Regions from separate parts of the Homo sapiens genome. Here all the other regions are linked to region 3. The links are chromatin loops, found by intact Hi-C in ENCODE. Cell type or tissue: endothelial cell of umbilical vein. All regions are shown on one strand.

Region 1 (8,000 bases), 120 kb after region 3:
AGGATGTCTTTCAAAATGACATAAGAAGCCAGTGGCGGGGGGGGATCATGGATGCCCCCACTTTCATCAGTGGCCTCGTTGACATATTTATACAGACATAAATATGTAGAAATCGATTCATCAGTAGGGTGTTTTTCAGTTACTATTACACAGATATCTGAGGTTGTTGGCATAGATGACTCAAAGGGCAAGGGAAATAAACCTCTAATAAGGGAAAAATGAACTCATGGAATTTGAAGACCTTTTAGAGTAGGGTACGTATTTCACCAATATGTTTTTCTGTTTTGATTCAATTCTTATGGAGTAAAATTTTTCTTTGATTGCAAATTACCTTTTGTATACTTGAAAAACGTCATGATTAATGTTGATTAGTAAGATCTCTCTTTACTGCTAAGAACCCACGCACAGGATTCCTAGAAAATGAAAGACCTTTGAAAGTGAATCACATATGCCTCTCGTAGCAAATCGTCTAATTGGTGAGTCACAGTAGACATGGATTCTGCAGCCATTTCATTCAGAAGACCTATTGTAGACTTCTGTACTTCAGCTATCCTGCTGGCATTTTAAGGTTATGGAACTATAAAGTACACAGTGCTTCTAAGTTGAGAGAATGTGTCTCAAATATCATGTCATAATTTCACTTAAAAGAAGACTCGAGGAATTCACTTAAAATGTAAATTAGTATGACTTTTTTCATAGGCAATTTGGAAATAACTATCAAAATTGCACATACTTTTGACTCAATAATTAAACTTTTGGCATTTAATCGGACATGTACAGGATATATGCACAAGGATAGTGTTGACAACAGTTTTGAAATTACTTGGACCTCAATAACCATATTTTCTTTTCATTTATCTTTTAACAAATACTTATTAAGCATTATTAACCATTTAATATGTTCGGTATTTTTCTAGGTGAAAGAAATCCAAGAGTGAACAAGACCAAGTCTTGCTCTTATGGAACTTCTATTCTAGGGAATGGGGAAGTTGGTTATTATATAAAAAAAATATAAATACAAAGAAGCAAACAAGAGAGAAAATTATACCACAGTGTTATATGCTAAGCAAAATAAATTCTACACAGAGACTTAAAATAAATAGAAGTAACAGAGAATAACTGGGTGGCTACTTGTGATTGTGTGGTCCACCAAGTCCTCATTCAGGAGGCCGGGTTTTATCTGAGATCTGAATGAAAAAGAGATGTAACTAGTCAGAGTTTGGGAGGATGAGCATTATAAGCAGAGGAAACAGCTAGTGTGAAGGATCTGAGGCAGCAGTGAGCCTGGTTCCCTACACAGGGAGAAAGTCATTGGAACTTAGGAGAGAATAGAGAGATAAAGTCAGAGAGAGAGAGACAGGGACCACTTTATTCAGATTGAAAAGTAGCACTTTGTCATACCAAGTAAGGAGTTTATATTTTATTTAACTGCGATGGAAAACTATCAGAGTGTTTTAAGCAAGGAAATAACATGACATAATTTTTTTAGGACTCAGTCTGACTGCTAAGTGGAAAATTTCTGGTGGAGTAATAGGAAGTAAAGCACAGAGTCAAATTAGGAGAGTATTACACACACATATGTGTGACTGCAAAAAAATACATTTTCTTGTAATATCCTTTGACCTATTTGGTGTTCAAAATATATGGAACCTGTATTTATAATGAAAAACCAAGTTGCATTTATTTTGCATAAATTTTTCTTTAGTAACCAGTTTCATATCTAGTATGTCTCATTAGTTTCTTCTTGAGTAGTTATTTGTCAAGCCAGAAGATGACAAATTGTAATTTAATAAAGTATTTCAATTCATATTCTTATTGGCTTCAAGGTCATCTAAAAGTAGCTGACATTAATTGAGCACTTAATGTTTTCCAAGCTCTGTACTAAGTACTTTTACATGAATTTCACACACACACACACACACACACACACACACACACACTTTTTTCAGAACAGTCCTAGGAGGTAGGTACTATTATTATCATTTTAAGGGTTAGTGAAATGAAGTTCAGAAAAATTAAGTATCTTTTCTTAAGTTACACGACCAGAAGTGGGGCCTGAGATTCAAACATTGGCTGTCTAGCCTCCCACTAGTATTCTTATCCATTGTATTATATTGCCCCTTGACATTGAATCACTGTGTCTTTATTTACATGCCAAGGACAGTTACATGATTATATCTCAGAAAGAACCCTTGCTAATAATTTAGTTTAGATGTTCATGTTACTCTTTAGAGAAATATTTGCATTTATAGGATACTTGATTTTAGGTCTGGGGGTAGGAGGAAACAATAGGTGCTATCATGTCTTAGAAACCACTAGGAAAATTACAGGTTATCTAGCTACTTTTTGTGCTTTAAGGCCCAGCAGCTGATACTTTCTTTTGTCTCGCTGCTGTGAGTCAAGTGAGTCAAGTAAGAAAAGTAGAAGTAAAAGATTAGAAAATCCTTAAGAAATAGTCATGGGCTTCACACTTCTGATTTCAAGGACACTCTGAGGATCAACTTTAAAGCCTACTTGGAATTCTTTCATTATCCCAACATTATAACTTTCTTTCAAATTTTCTTTCCATGCCTGAACAGATGGCATTAAACTCTTGACTCACAGATCAGTGCTCATTTAACTCTGCTACTGCTTTGTGAAAGGAATTATATAATCTAAAAATACATCAGAGGTTCAATATAGGGAGACTTTGAGGGCTGGGTTTGGAAGACAACATGCAAAAATGTTGACTATTTCATAGTTTTTACTTGAGTCCATTTTTCAAGAGAAATATTTGGGGCTTCAAAATGTGAGAGTGGATTCCATAGTTGCTATGCAGTCTAAGATCCACAGTGGTTTCGTGGTTAAAACCACAGAAATGGAATTCTTGTCTGAATAGATTCCCAGTGATTTTCTTGAGTCACATAATTTAGTAGCCTTTAATGGAGCTATAAATCCTCTGCCTGCCTTGTGAAACTCATGTCCTTTTCTCCAAGTCACTAGTTTGATTGAAGATTTCCAGTTTTTTAACTGGATATCCTGGAGTTACAAGGGTGTCAGCCAATGTGGTATTTGTGTAGTAAGTATATGTGACTCAAAGGCTTCCCCTTTGCCTCTATTCCCCTGCTTCTGAGGAATCCTGATATCCCATGAATGTGTGGTTAGTTAACTTGAAATTGGTAACCTTGAGATTTTATTCTAGGATTTAATCTAGATTTTATCTCAGAATGCAGTTAGGCCTCTCCCTGACCAAGTAAGGATTTTCTCAGAGCTCTTTTGTACATCACTGTATTAGTTTCCTATGACTGCTGTAACAAATTACCGCTGACATTGAGCTAAAAACAACATGTCTATCTTTTATAGTTCTGGAGGTTGGAAGGCTGAAATGAGTTTCACTGAGCTGAAATCAAGGTGTTGGTAAGGCTGTGCTCCCTCACGAGGCTCCAGAGGAGAATCTATTTCTTGGCCTTTTCCAGCTTCCAGAGCTATATTTATTGCATATCTTGGCTCATAGGCCCTTCTTCATCTTCAAGGCCAGCAGCATAGCATCTTCACATCTATCTCTGCTCCATCTTCAGATCACCTTCCCTATCTATAGTCAAATCTCTCTCTGCTTCCCTTTTACAAGCTCACTTGTTATTTCATTTAAGGGGCCACCTGGCTAATCCAGGATAATCTCCCTGTCTAAATATTTTTAAGTTAGTCACATCTGCAAATTTTATTTTGCCATATAAAGTCATACTCACAGGTTCTGGGGATTAGGTCATAGACATCCTGGTGAACCATTATTCACCTTACACTGATCATAATATTCCGTGACTCAATGACTAATTTCTGAGTCATTAGGTAAGTATTTGGGGCTTCTTGAAATTAATGAGGCTTATCTTACTGAGGGAGATAATATGAGAGGGATTCTTTGAGTGATAGAGGATGAAATCCCTGTGGCAATTCAAAATTATTGAAACTCACAAATATAAGTTTGATTTTCCAGAAATCCACTGTATTTCCACTTCTAAAATGACGTCAGTGTTAACTATCCCCTTGGTAACTACTCCAATACATATCTTAAAAGAAAATAAAAAGACAGGATTACTAAAGCTCTACTAATGTTTTATTCACTGCACTAGAATTTCCAGGCATCTAGAATGCCCTCACCAGCTTGGATAATATTCAAGAAGTGGCAAAAAGTAATATTCAAAATATTCAAGTAATGAAATATTACAACTTTTTAGCCACATATTAAATACGGAAATACCTTTTATTATCCAAGGAAACTACTAATATATAAGTGAATTTATATAGTGATATTATTTGTAGTACATTTTATTCCAAAAATCATTCCACAAGTTTCCAAATAGTATATGGACTAGTGTGTTGGTGTGATCTGTCATTTGACACTTCTGTTACTAGCTAAATGATAACTCTATCTGCTTCATGACTTAACATCACTTAACATGGAATAACATCGAATTTCCAACAACTTTCTATTAATTGAGAACCATTATATGAGGATAATGTTAATTAAAAGGAAGAGGATTCATTTTCTGCCTTCATACTAGCTCTCTGGTCTCCCTGCATCTACTCCTCTCTTGCTCCTTTCTTTTCTCACATTTGAAATTTATAATTTAAATGATCCTAGGGACGTGGAGAAAAAGAAGGGAATTAGAAAGAGATGGAAAGTAGATAGTAACGATCTGATCCTAGGTGCTGAGGCCAGGAGCCTGTGTACCTTCTTTTTTTTTTTTTTTTTTCCTTTTCCAGTGAGGAAGTACAATATGACTTTTCACCCCACTGAGGCTAATGAGGAGACAGTGCCCAAGTGTAGCCCACTTAATAAGGGAGACAAAGCAGAAAGAGGTAAAGAAAATAGAAAGAGGTAAAGAAAACCTCTGAGCAGGTGCTCAGAGGTTCATGCTGCCTGCAGGTAGTAGAGGCTTCTTCTAAGCCTTTGTCTATCCCTTCAGAAAATAGCAGGCACAAAGGAGAGGAAAAGTGGGAGGGCTGTACTAATTTTCTCTTTCAAAAAAAAAAAAAAAAAAAAGATCTGAAAGGGGAAGGGTGCAGACCTAGTACTGTCTTGCTGAAAGAGTCTCTCCTTTAGTCATTAAATAGGTTTCCAGGAGATTCCCTCCCTAGAAACTTGTTTACAAGCCTCAGAGACAACTGCCTTTCACCAAGAATTAGGTTGTCAAATGAAACAAGGGTTCCCAAACCTACCAGAAGGGACATTAGCCCACAGTAAAGGCATTTTCTGTGTATGTCTATGGCAACTGCCTATATCCCTGGCACCTAATAGCCTGAATAGCTGCTTCCTCAGCCCAGACCATGCTTTTCCCCATGGATAGGGACATGCGTTTTTTGTTTTTGATTTTTTGTTTTTGAAGTGTATAGAAAAGATAGGAAGAGGTTGAAGTCTCCTTTCTTCTATATGAGGACCTTTATGCATCAAAGACCTACCAACTTTGCAAATAAATAGCAAATCCTCTGTCACAGGTCCTCTATCTCTGCGCTCCAATGCCTGAGCCAGAAAGATATCTTGGAATCACAGCTTACTTGTTCATAGTTTCTGAAATGATACACAAATGCTGGGATTTAGATTATTAATTTTCATTGGTTATTCCAATTACTTTTATTCTATTTACTAATGTGTGGAAGTGTGTCAACACTTTAACAATTAGTATTTCTCTATACTAGCTTAATAATAGGTCTACCTAGACTCTTGGAGCTATGGAAAACTTTTCAAAAAGTACTGACAATAGACAGTTTTCAAAAGATAATGAACAGATCTCCAGATACTGTGAATTCTCTTTTGTAAACTGATTTGCCTGAAAACTCACCAGTATTACAATAGCTAAGGTCAACATATTCCCCAGTTTTCCTAGTTTATGCTTATTTCCTAGTATAGTTATTAATGATATCCCCTTTAACTCTAAAAAGTGTTTAGGTTTAGAAGTTATATTATATGGTCTCCCTACCACACTCCTTTACAAAAAAAAGGCATATTCCTTGCACATAAATCTTACTGTGCTTCACTGCTTCAGGGTTTAAAATCTCTCCAGGGAGCACCAACAAAGGAGATGCCTCATGTAATGATTAATCAGGTACCATAAACCAATGGGGCTTCTAGTCTTTTCCAGCCATGTATGTATCTCTGTACTAAGGGAGAAGGAAAGTCTTTAACTTACATCTTTTGCAATTATTTAAACTTTTAATGAGATTTTTAGATAACTGAGAAATGGGATACAGGGCATGTAATTTTTCAAAATTCTTCTAGGCATATGTGAACAGTTTGAAGACCTTGGCTCAATGGTAGTTTTCCTAAGCTTCCTTTTTTACATCATGGAGGCCACTTTTAGTGAAAGGAGCTGCTCAGAATTCACAACTCTTGCTGCCCCCAACTCTGCTCAATTTTCCCAAAGGCCAAGAGAATAAATACTCTGCACACCTGTATCTCTTTCATTGTATAGCACATCTAAGCCTATAATTTTTTCCCCTAACATAAATCTCCAAGACTAAATAGACAAGGCAGATAATAACATGGTTGACTTCATTTAAGGTGGGTTAACAAACTTTATCAATTAAAATTATTTTGCTACTCATAACAGAACATCCAACTGACAGTGGCTTCTAATGGTAAGGTTTATATTAACTGCCTTAATAAAAAGCCTGGATGTAGGGGTGCACATTTATATTTGTCAAAGATGGCTGCAATAACACCACGCATTCCACATTTCTGTCTGCAATACGATATTGCCATTTCCCAACCAAGAAATGGGGTCTCATAGCCCTGTTCTTGAAACTGGCTGGCCTTTGTATCTCACTTCTAATTGATAGAATGTGGTAGAAGTGATGCAGTGTGATTTTAGCTTTGAAAAAGCTATGCAGCTTCTATGTGGTTTTCTTGAAAAGCTTAGCTTCTGAATGCATTCTCTCTGGACACTGTCACCACACTCTTCCAATCACCATGCAATGAGGAAGCCCCAAGCCACATGGAGAGACCACATGTAGGTTCTCTGGGCAATAGTTTCTTGGGCCTACTTCTTGAGGTACCAGACATGAGTATGAATGACTCTCCAGATGATTACATTATCTAACTGTCTGAGCCACTTTCAGGTATCGGTGTCTTCCCATCTAAAGTCCTAGGAATGAGAGAGCAGAGATAAATCCTTCCCATTGTGTCCTACCTAAGTTTCTCTCCCACAGAAACAGTGATCATAACAAAATGGCGGTAGTTTTAAGCTGCTAAACCTGGGATAGTTTATTTTTCAGCAATAGTAACTGGAACAATAACTATGTCTACATTTGGTGCAGCAGTTGATCAACATCATCTAAGAGACAGGCTCGTTCTGCCTTTCCTCTTTGCCATCCTCTGTGTGTTGGTGATGTCACGTCTCTTTGAAACGAGATGAAACCTACAACTCTAAACCTTTCATTTATATAGTACAGTGCTCCAAGAAGGTAGGAAGAAAGCAGGGGATTTTACCTTGTGCTACAATTTTTAGAAACATTTTAAATAAAATTTTTAATTTCCAAATAAAAATTATATACATTTATGGTGTATATCGTCATGTTTTAAAATATGTATAAGTTGTGAAATGGCTAAATCAAGCTAATTAATAAATGTATTACCTCATATACTTATTTTTTATGGTGAAAACACTTAAAATCTACTCCCTCAGCAATTTTTAAGAGTATAATACACTGTTATTAACTGTAGCCCCAATGTTGTACAATAGATCTCTGGAACTTATTCTTACCATATGACTGAAATTTTCTATCCTCTGATCACCATCTCCCCAATTCCTCTAACCCACTCCAGCCTTTGGTAACCACCATTCTATTCTATGTCTATGAGTTCAATGTTTTTAGGTTCTACAAAATAAGTGAGATCATGTATTTGTCTGGTGCCTGGCTAATTACACTTAGGATAATGTATTCCAGGTTCATCCATGTTGTCATAAAGGCTAGAATTTCCTTCTTTTTAAAGGCTGAATAGTATTCCATTTTGTGTATGTGTATAT
Region 2 (8,000 bases), 170 kb after region 3:
CTGCGCCCAGCCCCATTCTTCTAGTGTTTTATGAAAGTATCTTATAAAAGGTCCTCAGTGGATGCTCAGTGAAAAATTTTTGATTAGAAAATGACACATCAAAAAGTTAGGAAGAAATATAATCTTCCTTAGGAAACTAGTTAAGTGTCTCTTGGGAAAAGGACCAGAGGTCTATATATCAGGAGGCAAAGTCAGTGGATAGAAATCAGTGGACTCATATTGGAGGGTAGCTGCACTGTAGAAATGCCAGTTCTCTCTAGTTATTCCTGTCTGTCACAGATGCAGGCAGGATACAAAGCCACAGTTATACTGTCTCCAACAGATGGGAAACTATGCTAATGAGTTTTGGATTATCAACAATTACAAGCAGTTCTCTTATTGGTCACTGGCCAGATGCTTAAATTTTTGGGTGGGAGTGGGAGAGAATGAAAAGTAGCAGCTCCTTTATGCCGTCTTGATGGTGTTCTGAGCTGTTTCTTTCCTTGTCGAATCTTTTTCACCAGCCATTTCTAGAGTCTCCTGAGTTTTCCCGGGGCATAAGAAATCCTATTCTTTATTTATGGTGATATAACTGATCCATGGTAAGCAGGTCATAGCTTGAATCATTCTCTGGTCTTGGTAGATTGATTTGCAGTGGTCCTTTCATGGGCTCACATCTGTTCTCACTTGTGGCCAGATACTAGAATTAACAGAGGGTTGGCTCTGGCTAAGGGTTTGGCCATTGACCATGAACCAAATTGAAATTGACTGACTCCTATGAGGCTCAATATTCTTGTTAGAACTATGTTCAATCTAGTAGCATTCAGTGCTTAGTATAATACTGACTTTTTATGAAATCCAGGATTTTCCATAAGAGCACTTACCAAATTGGTAAGATAATTAACTCTATGATCTTTTCATGGATTTAATACAGATGAAAATTTTAAGGTATTATTAATTTTTCTTTTCTCTGCCACCATTTTACTAAGCACTTCCTAGATATTATTTCACTTAATTTTCAGAAAAGGCTAGACATTATCCCATTTACCTAATGAGGCAACTGAACACCTCAGAGGTGAACAGAATTTCAGAGGGTCACATAGCTAGGCAGAGAACACTATGGGATTGACATACTTCCAGGGTTATCCTATCTCAATCCCCTGATCTTTTTTCTATGCTTACAGCAACTCCTATAACCAGAAATTTTAGAGGTTGGAGACCCAGAGATATTGAACTTAGACAAGTTGGCATAATTAATTGCTGAGTTTTTTGATGACTTTTCTGTCACCTGCAGACGTGCTGTGAAGCATCTGTGGACAGCATTCTCCAATCAGATGTACTTTCCCACCTGGAGGTGTCTTGCTGGTGTGTTCATCTATCTGCTGTTAAACAGTCCCTATTTCCACAAGAGTCCTTGAGGCTTTTTTTCTTTGTCCATCTTGTTAGAAAGTCAATCTGTTCTGTCATGCAAAGAACAGTTAGGAAGGCTACAGATTTAAGTTTTAAGATCTTTCATCATTGATAACTTTGTGAAGCAACGTTTGGCTTTCATATATATGCATACACACATAGGCACACATGTAGGCATCTATATACATGTATTTCTAGTTATATATGCACACATATATGTATGTATGTATTTCATTATATAATATTTAGACATGTAGAAACAGCATCTATTTACTAATTAAATTAGTAATTTAGTAAATATATGTACTGTATAAATTTAAATTAGCAATTTAGTAAATATATGTACTATATATAGTTACTAAATAATTTATAATATATTATATGTTATATATAATTAATTATATTATATTTAATTATATATTAATTAATATAATTAATTATATTATATTTAATTATGTATTAATTAATATAATTAATTATATTTACTAAATAAACTATTTATAAATAAGTTATTTTTACATGTATGTTCATGTTACTACCATCCACATCAAGGTATAGAACATTTCTATCTTCCCCAGGGAGTTCTCTCATCCCTTTTCTATTCCAAAGCAAAACATGACCCTAAATCCCTACTCCTCCACATACACCTAAATAGATACTTGGGTTAAAGCTGCTGTCTGCGTTTTTGTGACAAGTCTTTGCGTGGACACAGGCCTCCATTTCTGTTGAAGATGTACCTGTGAGTAGAATCATTGGGTCATAGGGTCAGTCTTATATTTTCCAAAAGCTATTTGGAATGCTGTTCAGAGTGGAGGACAGCATGTCAAATTATTAAAAAGAAGTAAAAGCGTACTTATGATAGAGAAAGAGAAATTGGGGTTACTCAGTCTGAAGGATACAGCTAAGAGGTGATATTCTAATTCTCTTGAAGTATATGAAGGGTAATTTTAAGGAAGAAAGGAACACACTATCAATTTATACAAAGTACAAGATGAGAGAAAATGGGATTAAATTTCAACAAAGGAGTGCTTAGGCGGACTATTATCATAATTAACATAGAAATAGGTTACTGTCCCAAGGGTGTCTTCAAACATATAATGCTCTCTCCTTGGGTAAAAGGTAGATAAGTATCGAAGCAAACTTTCCTTGCTATCTCATGAGTCCTTTTTTTTTTTTTTTCTTCATTTGTCTTCTGGAAGATACAGTTTTTCTTTTGCTAAAACATCTTATGTCTAGGGTGACTATATATATTTTCTATTGTTGAAGCCAGAATACTTTAGTCCAGTACAAATGCTAAACTGCATGGTATGCCAGGACAAAGCCTTACGTATGCACACTAAGGTATGTGGTCATGCTTGTGCTATTTATAATTAACATTTCTTGCACAAACCAGTAACACCTGGACACATTTGACAAAAGTAAAGCTAGTGAAAAGTCTGCTCCTAGTGTGGCAGAATAGCTCCTATTAGACCAGCCTTTCTGAAGATAAAAAGTAAAAACCCTGGACAAAACGCAAAGAACAAGTAACTAAAAACACTGGACAGAGACTCAAGGCAGGCAGATTCTGGAGGAGAATAGAAAATGGGTTTGGTTGGATTTTTCATTTTCATGGCTTCTAGCCCAAGAATAGGCTATAGTGTGTACCTTTGCTGGGTGGCTAAAACTTCTGAATTCATCTTCCACCTTTGTTTGGGACAGAGACTTATAATCTCCATGTGGTTTCCTGCAAATAGGACACAGAGATCACTTTCATTTGCCCTAAATCACTGACAAATCCAGACCTTAGCTTCCCTGTTCATTTTTCTGTACCTGGCTACTGGCTGCTTTGTGTATCAATGGCATAAAAAGTCAAGACGTATTCATTCCCAGTATCAGGCTCAACCAGGATCACCATTAGCATATGTGACACCATTGCAAGAATTGGAAAATGCCACCCTCCTTGATAAAATAGCTTGCATGGAGAATTCTTGGCAAGCAAACTACAAAAAGATGTCTAGAGCCACTGCATAGCACACCTCTAGGGAATACCATTCTCATAGTGGTCTTTGTAAAGGACAGCTTCTGGAGTTATGTCAGGCAGAACCTGTTTATCTTTATGGTGTTGCCTTCAAGGGGCCTCTTCCTCCAAGAGATCACTGCTCTATGACGGAGCACATGGCTTTGTGAGCAGAGCGTGGCCTGGGTTTTAGCACAGCTTGCCCATTGTGCAGTGAATGATTCACACAGATATAAATGTCAGTCTTGGGTCAACTTGCTCTTTCATGGCTAAGAAGATTTTCTGTTTAATTTATATCCTTGTGCTTCTTTACCTATAAAGTACTGTTCTTGTACCACTATGGTCATTGGACTGAGATGAAGACTGTAACTCAGAACTTTCCTGATGTCAAAGTTAGACTTCAAGGGCATAACAATTTGAATACATACTCCAAAGGCTACATATGTGCAGATTTTTCATAGCACATGAATATCAAATATGAAATCTGAAATCAAATATCAAATCTAATGATCCAATCAGCAGTCATTATTTTGGGAAATGGCTTTATCTAAATTCCATTTGTGAAGAGCAGTTTTCTTTTGTGTAATTGATTTTCCATCTGTGCATGTTCTTTGCTAGGTAAGTTGTATTGTTGAACTTTCAAGGATAATCACTTTATTTTTGGTCATGAGAACCCATGACAGAGGCTCACTTTGGCCAGCCTTCCAAGAATGAACACTGTACTTGCTTGCTACTATTGCCAAACAAATTGTCACAAACTTAACACCTTAAAAGAACACAGATTGATCTCATACAGTTATGTAGGTCAGAAGTTTGGTAATGTTCTCACCAGGCTACACTCAAAGTATAGGCAACACTATGTTTCTTTCAGAGGTTCCATTTCCTGCTCATTTGAGTTGTTGGCAGAATTCAGTTCCTTGCAGTTACAGGACTGAAGTCCCTATTTTCTTGTTAGCTGTCAGCTGAGAATTGTTCTAGCTTCTGTAGGCCTCCACATTCCTTAGCTCATGCCTCCCTTCCTCTTTTCTCAAATTACATTTCACTGACTCACTCATCTTCCTTCCTCCTTTACTTTTAAGGATTTATGTAATTAGATTGGGCCTGCCTGGATAATCTAGTATAATTTCCCCATATCAAGGTCCTTAATCTTAAATAACATCAGCAAAATCCCCTTTGTCATATAATATAACATATTCACAGATTCCTAGAATTAGGATCTAAACATGTTTGGGGGGGAATTATTTTTGTTTATCACAGCTTTCAGACATTCTGCCTTAATTGCATTCTTAGATCGATTTATTTAGTCAACATTTAATAAATCTTCAGTTAACAACAAAGAATATAGAGATGAATAAAATATGACCCTACTTCTAGGTGTTTATCACTACAGAAACCAGACTGATGTTTACATATGCACACTGAACTTCCTATAATGTCAATTTACCTGGCTACCTCCTTAAAAATAAAGACAATGGCTTCAATCACTGAGTTCCCAATGTCAAGCTGTGTGAAATAAAATAACAAGTATTCAGCAAGTATTGCTGAATTCATTAATTCTCAAAGTCAGATGGGAGAATTCCCTTGCTTCCTTCACGGGATTTGCAACAAGGGTGTGGCTCACTTAGCTGCCATGCTCAAACCCCCTGAAGGAGGGGCAGCATGCAGGTCAGCAGGTGCTGGGGCCGGGGCAAGCGGTTTTGGGCTCTGGTCCCATGGCAGCGTCTAGGGGTGTGTTAAAATTAATGCTCTTTTAGCAATTGCCATCTGCAGATGACTAAGTGTTAACCAGCTCAGTGGAGAGTCAGGGTGACAGCCTTTTATACCCTCTTGGTACCCAGGTTTTTCTCCAGCATCCAGGAAGAATCATGTCATGGATTTGAAGGGTGCAGAGATTTTATTGAGTGATGGAGGTGGCTCTCAGTGGGATGGGGAGCTGGAAAGGGGATGGAGTGGGAATAGAATCTTCTGCTGGAGTTTGGCTGTCCCCAGCTGAACTCCTCTCCCACCGTCCCCAGCCGAACCCCTCTCGACGTTCAGATGCTTCTTCTCTTCTTTCCTTTTCTGCTGTACTGCTCTGCTCTTCTGCCAGTGGAGTTTGGGGTTTTGATGGGTATAAAATGGGGGGGTGTGGTGGGCCAGGGTGGTTTTAGACAAAGCAACATTTCAGTGAGAAAACAGGAGTAACTTGTTCTCATTTAGGGCTGTTGTTTTCAGGCTTGAAGGTGGGGCCTTTGCCCAGGAACTGCCCTCTTCTACCCAGTATTTTCCTGCCTCCTGTCCGTATCAGAAGTATTTTTAAAGCATCTATTAATGCCAATACTGTTCTAGATATTTGGTAAACACTAGTGAATAAAATCAACTATATATGTACCTACTCTCCTGGAGCTCATATTCTAGTGGGACACTTAATATCTTAGGGGGGTACTTTCATTCTATTGCTGAATGATTACATGAGCACATGAATGAATGAGGCTAAATAAATAAGTTGGTGAAAGAATATCAGAGATTTTGAATGCCTCATTAAGGTGTTTAAATTTTATTTTACAGGCAGTGAGGAACTGGGGATTGTTCTTATGCAGAAGTAAATTGATGAAATCTATTTTTAGAAACAGTTGATAGAGTAGAGAATGGATTTAGAGGTGAAGAATGGCTTGCCAAAGGCTTGAACCATGACAATGACAGTTGGAATACAGAGTAGGAAATAGACCCAAGAGATATTTATAATACTGATAACTGAGATGAAAAAAGGCTAGGAAAACTGGTGTGGTAAATCAGAGGCTGAAAACAAAGTCATACATTTATAATCATTTGAGTGTAGGTGATAGTCACTTCTCTTTAATTTAGACTAGCTTAATGAGAAACTTTTTTTCCTGTTAACATATTAAAAGGTACACACACAGAGACACCTCAAATTAAAACATTCTGCCATTTTCTATCACATTACTAACATTACCAATAATGTATTGAGCATCTGTAGAACATGTAGTATACTTCAACATTCAAACAGGGAATTTAGACAATTATTCTATTTGAAAGCAATAGGCTTTATGTGCAGAGCCATCAGAACGGAAAGCTTGACATGGGAAATTTAGCCGTTGAAATGCAACCAAGAACACATCAGAGGTGACCTACATAAAGAAACTTAGTACAAATGATTCCTCCTTTGGGGAATCTACTTTTGTTCTTTCTTGTTCAACTGAGGAGAGGGGAAAAATTCTGTCTATAAAAATGCTGAGAAAGAAACTAGGATGAAGAATTGTTTTAGAAGGCCCATTTGTACTGCATCTGTGAGAATTTCTTGTAGTTAGTTGTTAGAATTTATTCATTTCATCTGAATATGTTTCATCCTTAAATGGATTTTCAATGATAGCTCTTTTGAGACTGTCTGATCACTGTCCTGCATGTATGAAACCATTGATCAGGAAATTCTCCTGCAACAGAAAGGACTTGGTGGCATCCAGAAAGTCCAGTGGCATCTTTAAAATAGCAGCCTGTCTCCTGACCCCTCTATTGACAGTTTTTTTTTTCACATTTAACATAGAACAGTCATTGTACATCACAGCAAGAAAGGAAGCAACCACCCTTGCATTTATATTTGCTGAGATAAATACACAAACACAGACTCAGAGATATCAGCAAAATCCCAACATAGAAGTATAAATAAGAACCAACAATTCAAATGCATAAAATGTTTGTTTATATTATTGAGAGCTTAATGAGATGTTTGGGGTTTAACTAGCTTAACCAGCTGACTGGGAGTTTTAGGGTCCAAGAGTCAGTCACCAACAGTGTTATAACCAAATTAACTTTATTGCAGGATGTAAGGTTGGTAGGGTTTTACTATTTTCCATATAAAGGTATACAAACTCATACACACACATACACAGTTAAGAAATAAATATATGGAAAAGAAACCTAGCTTTTATTTTGAAAATTGTGAAACCATATCAGATAATTCCACATTTTCCGTAGGTCAGGTATACTCTATATATCCAGCACCTTGTGCAGTGGGCTACTAGAAAGACAATTCCACAAACTTTCAATCGTGAAATCTTAGAGCTGGAAAGGGGATTGTTCAATCTCCTCATCAAAAGAGTCATAGACTTTGGGAGGACAAGGCCAGTGGATCACGAAGTCAAGAGATTGAGATCATCCTGGCCAACATGGTGAAACCTCGTCTCTACTAAAATGCAAAAATTAGCTGGGCGTCGTGGTGCATTCCTGTAGTCCCAGCAACTCAGGAGATGGAGGTTGCAGTGAGCCGAGATGGAACCACTGTACTCCAGCCTGGTGACAGAGTGAGAATCCATCTCAGGAGAAAAAAACAAAAAGAGAGGCATAGAGAGTATCCAATAATTTTTTAATTTCATAGAGCTGGATAATTTCTGAGCTAGACTAAAACCCAAATATCTTGTTTTGAAGGGTATCTATTCAGTGTTCTTATATTTATTCATTTTTCAACTGGTGCTTTATGTTTATAAGAAAATATGAAAAGTCATACTTCAGTAATGTAAAGTCCAGAATGAAGGAGAATTCAGAAATACCTCTGTTGTTCTCCTTGTCTTTGTCTTATAATCTTTCTTTTTCTCTCTCTTCCCTCTACCCCCTGCCATTC
Region 3 (8,000 bases):
ACTCAGCCATGAAAAAGAATGAAATAATGACATTCACAGCAACCTGGATGGAATTGGAGACCATTATTCTAAGTAAAGTAACTCAGGAGTGGAAAACCAAACGTTGTATGTTCTGACTCATAAGTGGGAGCTAAGCTATGAGGCCACAAAGACATAAGAATGATACAGAGGACCTTGGGAATTTGGGAGGGTGGGAGTGGGGAGAGGGATGAAAGACTATACATTGGGTACAGTGTATACTGCTCAAGTGATGGGTGCACCAAAATCTCAGAAATCACCACTAAAGAACTTTTTTATGTAACCAAAGCACCTGTTCCCAAAAAACCTACTGAAATAAAAAAATACAAAAATAAAAAAGTTGGCAAATGACAGACATTTCTCAAAAGAAAATGTACAAATGGCCAACAAAATTATGAAAAAATGCTCAATATCACTAATCATCAGGGAAATGCAAATGAAAACCACAATGAGATACTACCTTACCCTAGCCACAATGGCCATTATTAAAAAGTCAAAAAACAATAGATGTTAGCACAGATATGGTGAAAAGGGAGTGCTAACACTGCTGGTGGGAATGTAACTTAGTACAATCTCTATGGAGAACAGTATGGAGACTTCTCAGAGAACTAAAGGTAAATCTCCCATTTGATCCAGCAACCTACTACTGGCTATCTCTTTAGGCAAGAAAAAAATCATTATATTAAAAAAAGACACCTGCATGCATGCTTCTCGCAACACAATTCACAATTGCAAAGATATAGAATCAACCTAAGTGCCCATCAACCAAAGAGTGGGTAAGGAAAATGTGGTATATATTTATGTCATGGAATACTACTCAGTTATAAAAAGAATGAAATAATGTCTTTTGCAGCAACATGGAACCGGAGGTCATTATTTTAAGTAAAGTAACTCAGGAATGAAAAACCAAATACCATATGTTCTCACTTGTAAGTGAGAATGCTATGGGCATGCAAAGGTAGACAGAGAGGTATAATGAACATTGGAAATTTAGAAAGAGGGGGTGAGGGATGAAAAACTACCTGTTGGAATACAATATATACTACTTGGGTGATGGGTACACTAAAATCCCAGATTTCACTACTATACAATTCATCCACATAGCAAAAAAAAACTTGTACTTCTAAAGTTATTGAAAAAAAGTCATTTTAAAAAGCCTTCCTCAGGATATTTCTCTCAGAATTTTTTCTCTTTCTGAAAACAGTTTGCATACCATAAAAGTTATTTGAAAATGATTAGAAACATGTGGCATAAAATAGAGGAATTAATAAATGAGGATTTCCAATCAAGTGGCATAAGTCACTAGATAGTAACAGTCCTGCATTATAAATTTGTGGGTCACAGGTACTTTTGCCTTCATGGGGCTCTTCGTCCATAAAAACTTAAAAATTATATTTTAAGGGTCTGTTGTTATGAAGACAAATGTACTGATAATATGCAATAAAACACTTATTGTGACCTAAAAGTTCATTTTTTTCTTCTAATTAAAAAGATAAAAGTTTTTTTGTAGGTTCCTGGCAGTATTGTAGCCCCTCAACACTGCGCCTACTGTGCCTGGCAGTTATGTTGGCTCAGGACAGCAAGCCAACCAATTCATTCTCAGCTATTAGCCATGTTTAGATTACATGACCACACAATTAGACCCCATTTTAGGTAATGGAGGGCAAAGCTCTAGAGGAATGAAATGTAAGACAGGTAAGTTTTATTAGAAAAGACAAAATGGTAGAATGTGGCCTGATGAAAGAAAACTTCAATCTGGTTTCAAGGGGTGAGGATAGAGGTGGCAGGAGAAATGGATATCCCAAGAATCTGGAGAAATGTTTAAAGATGGAGTAGGTAGGAGGATGAGTAAAACAAACACAAACCAGCATCCTAATCCTAATGATGGCCAAGGTTTTCAATGGAAACATACATTTTGAAATGACTCCAGTTTTAACATCTCTTTTAGAAAAAAATGCTTCTATTTATATAAACCAAATAATTTGTGATAAAATGCCTATCCATTTTTTTTTTTTTTTTGCCTTATGTCAGGGAAGGAAAGCATACCTTTTAAGTTAACTAACTTCATAATCCTTTTAACTTGTAAATCTTTTAATTGAAGGAATGTCAAAGTCTAATGTGTCAGTGGAGACTTTCAGGCACAATGTTCATTTCAATTGTGAAAAGTTAAAAGCCATAGCCCTTATTGAACATCTTCACATCCATTCCTGCTGAAAATAATGCCCAAAGGTTAGAGATGGGTATGAGAGGAGGGAGAGTGGTAATGGCAGTGGTGGTGGTGTTTTAACTGAACTTCTAAGACATGTTTTCCAAGATGTCTTTGAGGACTGCTTTGTGAAAATTAAGCTGCTAATCATGTACATGTAAATTTATGAAAGAAAACAATTAGAATTGTCATGTCATAGAGTGAAAACTTCGTTTTTACTCTGTGCTCTATAAAAGCCCAACACCTCTTTATTGCAATGTATGCCTTTCACCTTAAAAGAAAAATAAAACTGATTTTAATCGATTTTTCTCTCAGTATAGTGGATTGTCATTAACACTGTGGTAACATTTCATGTTATTGCAATCATTTTCCATGGTCATATATGTGGGGAAAATACTTAGTATCTGCTTCTGTGGGTTATAGAAACAGACGGTTTGGATAAATTACATCTGTCTAGGCAGACTCCTACTTTTTTGTTGTGTTATGTCATTCATCAGGGAAGTAATAAAATAGAGATCAGTGGTTCTGATGTAGTAACTAATACGTCAACCACAAGCTGATTTGAATAGCATTTTCATGGTGCATACCAACACTAATAACTGTGTGGTTTCCTCATAACCTCAGCAGGTTGTATTTATATACTGACAAAAGGACCATGTAAAATCCATGCACAGCTGGTCATCAGAAGGACTATAAAACACTAGGGTTTGTCATACATGTGGTAATTATAAAGTGAGGCTGTGCAGTGTTCCCTAAACCTTGAAAACAAAGCTTCAACTTAATCCTTAAGTGAACTGTTTTGGGTTGGCTTATCACACAGAAGCCCACTCAACAATACCTCCAAGGCAGTTTGTCCTTTGAAGAGAGAGGGGAAAAAAACATAAAATTCACAATAGTCAGTGTTGTGTTATTCAGTTGGTTACATATGGAAACACAAATCTTTGGATTGTCAACACTACTTTCATAACAGAAAGAAACATTTCATTTTGAAAACGTTTCCTTCCATTTTCTTTTACTGTTTGATGCTTGTTTGTACAGTTCATAATCTAATAATCTGAATTACAGCAATACTTTCTTGCATATTGTCCATGCTGAAATAAAAGTACATTGAAAGCTTTAGTTTTATGAAGTGCATACTGCATATGGAGATTTGTTTTCTAAGTAAACACTAAGCAATTTATGCACTAGTAGCATTCAAATCTCTGATGCTGTTTTGGGATAATTCTCAAGGATTTATGACTTTCATGAATTTCTCTCTAACCAACCTAGATGTACTTCAGAATTTTATCATTGTTTTTGACCAAATACCTTGAGTTTGAAGGCTGCTGTGGAAAGTACTCCATATACAAAGATTGGATAAAATCTGAGGCTTTTCAGAATGCTAAAGAAGATTTCAATTCTGCTGCCCTCCCAAAATTAAAAAACAAATCTTCAAAGCTCTGTGTTATTTTTACATTTTGTTTATGAAAATAAAATAAAATGTTGGACCACTTTTGATAATATTTAAGTTGACCAAATCACATTTGTTTTCACCAAATGAAGAAATTCTTCATTTACTGTATCACTTTAGTTTTCCTTCTCATGACTCCTTTGCCAAGAAAACAGATTTTGCAATCAGATGCCTACTAGCTGGGTGTTCATGAGCTGTGATGGATTACTTTTAATAGGTGCTATTTTCCTACTTCATTAACTGCTCTTTTTCTGATGGTGTTTTTTGGGTCAAGTTAGAAAAGAAACAAAGGTTTAACCATTTACCCAAATAGGCAATGACGCTAAGTGTATTTTTTTAAAGTTGATTATGTACACACAAGGATGTGTTTATTTTGGGAGTATGTGTGAGTAAGAGCTTGAGTGTGTGTGAATGTGTTGTTTTTTTCAACTTAAAACTCTTTGCCTGGCCAACTGCCATCTCCATGCCAGTCTCCATGGCAACTTCCTTAAGGATAAAGTAACAGAAATGTGAGGAGGCTGCCTGCCCACAAACAAAGCTGCCACAGCCCTGCCAGAGGCCTGACTAGACAGAATCCCGGAACACTCCACATTCCATGAGAGTTCTGCAGGTTACTGCAGCTAGCTCCATTTAAAGGTGCAGTGCCTCTAGTCCTGGGAGGAAAGTTTAAAAATGTCTTCTGACTAGTCTTTCCATATATTAGAATGTAGATATGCAACCCACATGTCTTGACATTATTTTTCCCTTCCCATCTACATTGAATAAACATTTTATATCTAGCATTTATTTTTTAGTGATATTTGGAAATTTGCTTGACAGAGACCTTTGCCTAATATTGTGTGTTGTATGTACATCACATCAGGATGTGATGTATGTACCTTTAAAATACTTGTATAAAATATAAAATATTGAAAAAGTGAGACTAAATATCTTGATCCATTCTGCTTTCTTAAAAAAAGTGTCTGCTTTCTAATCTTAATGGATTTATGCATGTTTTTCCAAGAAATCAATAAAATTATTAAAATTCATAGTATATTAACATATATAATATATATTATATATAACAGTAATTTTCAAATGGTAGCAATCTTCCATAGGACACTTGGCAATATCTCAGTGGATATTGGTTGTCACAACTGGGGCCATGATACTGGTATCCAGTGGTTAGAGTCCTGGGGGAGCTTTTAAATATCCTACAATCAATAGAATAGCTCCCATAGCAAAGGATTACTGGCCTGAAATGTCAATAATACGAAGGTTGGGAAACCCTAGTATACATACATAGATGTTATATATGTATGTATGTATGTGTGTATGTACATACCAATTTAAAAATAAAGATTATAAGGTGTAGAGAGCTTAAATAGGAATAAACTATGCTAAGGCAACTTTCTAAGTTGTTTTTGCTCTGTCTCCTCAAACTGGGTACCAGAACTCTGATGACAACTGTCAATCTAGAGTCCACTGTCCAGGATTATCTATACAATGTATTTAGTATCTCTATAGCAATTGTTTTTTAAGACCACAAAAGAATACCTAAGAAGACCAGGCCTAGGCTAGGGAGTAAGAACTATGTGTAGTTTACTCTGTCTCTAAGAGTGTTTTCTATGCAATGAACTATACATCATATACAAGCTGTTTTTTACCTTAACTATTAATTCTTTCCCATTAGGAATTAGTAAAATGCTTCATAATTATGGCTAAGGGAAATATTTATGATCTTCAGCATACAGATTGCTCATTTCATCTCCAAAGTTTTGCTAATACTATTCAGGCTGTTTATGTTGTTGTTACCCCATAATATTCAACACAGTGTTTATATCAGTTATGTTAACCAGTTATGGAAAATCCTGAGTTTCTGGTTACCCAAATGAAAAGTTTACTTTAAACACAAGCCAAGGAAGTTTGGTTATGTTCAGCAGTGCTACTCAAAGTATGATTTCCTAAACTGGTGAATGACTACAACCATTTGATTACTGGTCTGTAACAAAATAGGTATAGAAATTAAAAATAAGCTTTTAGAAATTTTAATAACAATTTTGTAATGTCACAGCATCTAAGCATGTCTCATCAAACAGCTTGAGGTGTTGTCAAATTCATGTGGTGAGTCATAGAGTCACTAGCTATGAACTAGTCATCATGATCTCTAGCTACGAACTGGTGTGATCATATAAACTCACATAGTGAGATAGTATGTTGGGTCTGTGATAGATTGGAAATTAATTTTAACAATAACCAAAAGTCGGCCAGGTGCAGTGGCTCACGCCTATAATCCCAGCTACTCCGGAGGCTGAGGAATGAGAATTGCTTGAACCTGGGAGGTAGAGGTTGCAGTGAGCCGAGATCACGCCACTGCACTCCAGCCTGGGCAACAGAGCGAGACCCCATCTCAAAAACAACAACAACAAAAAACCCTGAAACTCCCTGATATGAGAAACACAATCATATTTACTATATTTTTATTACCTGGAAATGTCTTCTCATTCTATTTATGTCCAGATAAAAGTCAGTTCTGCTTTTTGGACATATATGGTTTAGCCTTCCCTGTGATTTGTTGCAATGTTGAGGTTAGTTACTTCTTATAGGTAGAGTAATGTATGGATTTGGTACAACCTACAAAAGGTCTTCTCTTGGAGAGAAATGAACATCATGAGTATCAGGATATGATAGATCATGCTGCTGTAGTCAACAACCCTAAGTATCAGAGGCTTAAATCAACAATTTATTTCTGGCTAACACTACCTATCTATCATGGGCAAGCAGGGACTCTCCTATTGTTTCCAGGTTAGTCAGTCCAGAACTCAGGCTGATGGAGCATCTACCATGTTTAACTTTGCTGATTACTGCCAGGAGGAAAAAAGATTTTGGCCATTCTTTCACCAAGTAACTAATTCACATGTCACTTCTCTCCCCTCAGTAGCCAGATCTACCACTTGACCCTATCCCACCATGCAAGAAAAGAGTGCAAATCTAACATGTGCCCAGAGTGTAGGGATTCATAGAGATTTGGTGAACTCCATTAATGACTATGGCACTAGAAAGCTTCTGGGTATTACTATTAAGTGCATATTTTTGCCTTTAATCCTTGGGTTTTACTCTTTAGTATATCACTTTCACATTTGCACAGGCATAGGAGGCAGCATGGGGAAGCTGACAGACTACTTCCTTTGACTTTAGATTGAATCCCAACCCTACATCTTAGCTGTGGTATAACCATACATAAATTCTTTAATCACTTTGAAATGAGACAATAATGCTCACATCATGTGTTGTAATGAAGATTAAGTTGGATAACCTTCATTAAATGAAGACTAAGTTGGATAACCTTCATTAAACGAGTAACTTTCATATTATTAAGTGCAGGCAGATGGAAGTATTTATTGTTAGGCAATAATAATTTTAGCTCAGCTTACAAAAAGTATTTTTGGGTCTGGAAAAATATAACTAATATTGGTATTGATTTAGGTAGAACTCAGCTATTGAACCATGGTAGATTCTGAAGCATCTTTTGAATCTTGTCTGTTGGTGTTGATCTAGCCAACAGATTTTGAATTATTCTTGGTGAAATCATGGTGGTTGGAAGATATGAGTTATCAAATTTCTCCTTTGGGTAAAAATGTTTCTAATCTTTCAGAAATTTCTCTATTAAGGCATTTTGTGTTGCCACTTAGGTACTTATTGTTCTGCAATACAGCGTAATATTGTTTCTAGAAATCAAAAATGTAATGTGGCTCTTATTTGAAATTTCTGTTCAATTTCAGTTGATTTTCTGGCGAATTGCATATTTTTTCTGTTTAAGAGTTTATTATATAGGTTAATTCTTTTTAAAAGAGAGATTACTTAATATACTCAAACTAAACCTAATAATAATAATATATCAGAAGATTATTTGCGGAAATACCAGATGCTGTTGATGATCAGGCAATTTTGTCTTTCTGGCAACAGAAAAGGCACCCAGCAGTAGTAAAACATGTATCAGTGACTGATTCCCAGCCAGTATAGGAGTAACACTCCAGTTTTTAAAATTTTTTCTGTTCCCGTGTTTGCTTAGGGTAATGGCCTCCAGTTACATCCAGGTTGCTGCAAAGCACATGATCTCATTATTTGTAGTGGCTGCATAGTATTCCATGGTGTGTATGTGCTACATTTTCTTGGTCCAGTCTACTGTTGATGGACATTTGGGGCGATTCTATTGATTCTATGTCTTTGCTATTGGGAACAGTGCTACAGTGAACATAAGCATCCATATATCTTTACCATAGAATGATTTAGATTCCTTTGGGTATATACTCAATAACGGGATTGCTGGGTTGAATGGTAATTCTA

Evidence for each region. Hi-C counts contacts between places; a loop is a spot of excess contacts. Peaks named below come from ENCODE experiments on the same cell type or tissue, not always from the same donor. Only the 100,000 strongest peaks of a DNase experiment are listed, where the experiment ranks them.
Region 1: a loop joins it to region 3, with 8 times the contacts of the local background. A loop is called at or near these places in 5 of 110 quality-filtered maps.
Region 2: it touches region 3 in a loop (7-fold over the local background); 3 of 110 quality-filtered maps call a loop at or near these places.

What each region holds. Positions count from the first base shown.
Region 1 is chr3:29,183,477-29,191,476 of GRCh38, forward strand. No RefSeq gene overlaps it. Among named protein-coding and RNA genes, the nearest start is that of RBMS3-AS3, 93 kb to the right of the region's middle. In endothelial cell of umbilical vein, no CTCF peak of the experiment used is centred here; a DNase peak (open chromatin) is centred at 3,765; H3K27ac peaks cover 1,795 bases.
Region 2 is chr3:29,236,008-29,244,007 of GRCh38, forward strand. No RefSeq gene overlaps it. Among named protein-coding and RNA genes, the nearest start is that of RBMS3-AS3, 41 kb to the right of the region's middle. In endothelial cell of umbilical vein, no CTCF peak of the experiment used is centred here; a DNase peak (open chromatin) is centred at 4,384; H3K27ac peaks cover 1,854 bases.
Region 3 is chr3:29,061,430-29,069,429 of GRCh38, forward strand. No RefSeq gene overlaps it. Among named protein-coding and RNA genes, the nearest start is that of RBMS3-AS3, 220 kb to the right of the region's middle. In endothelial cell of umbilical vein, no CTCF peak of the experiment used is centred here; a DNase peak (open chromatin) is centred at 4,132; H3K27ac peaks cover 1,414 bases.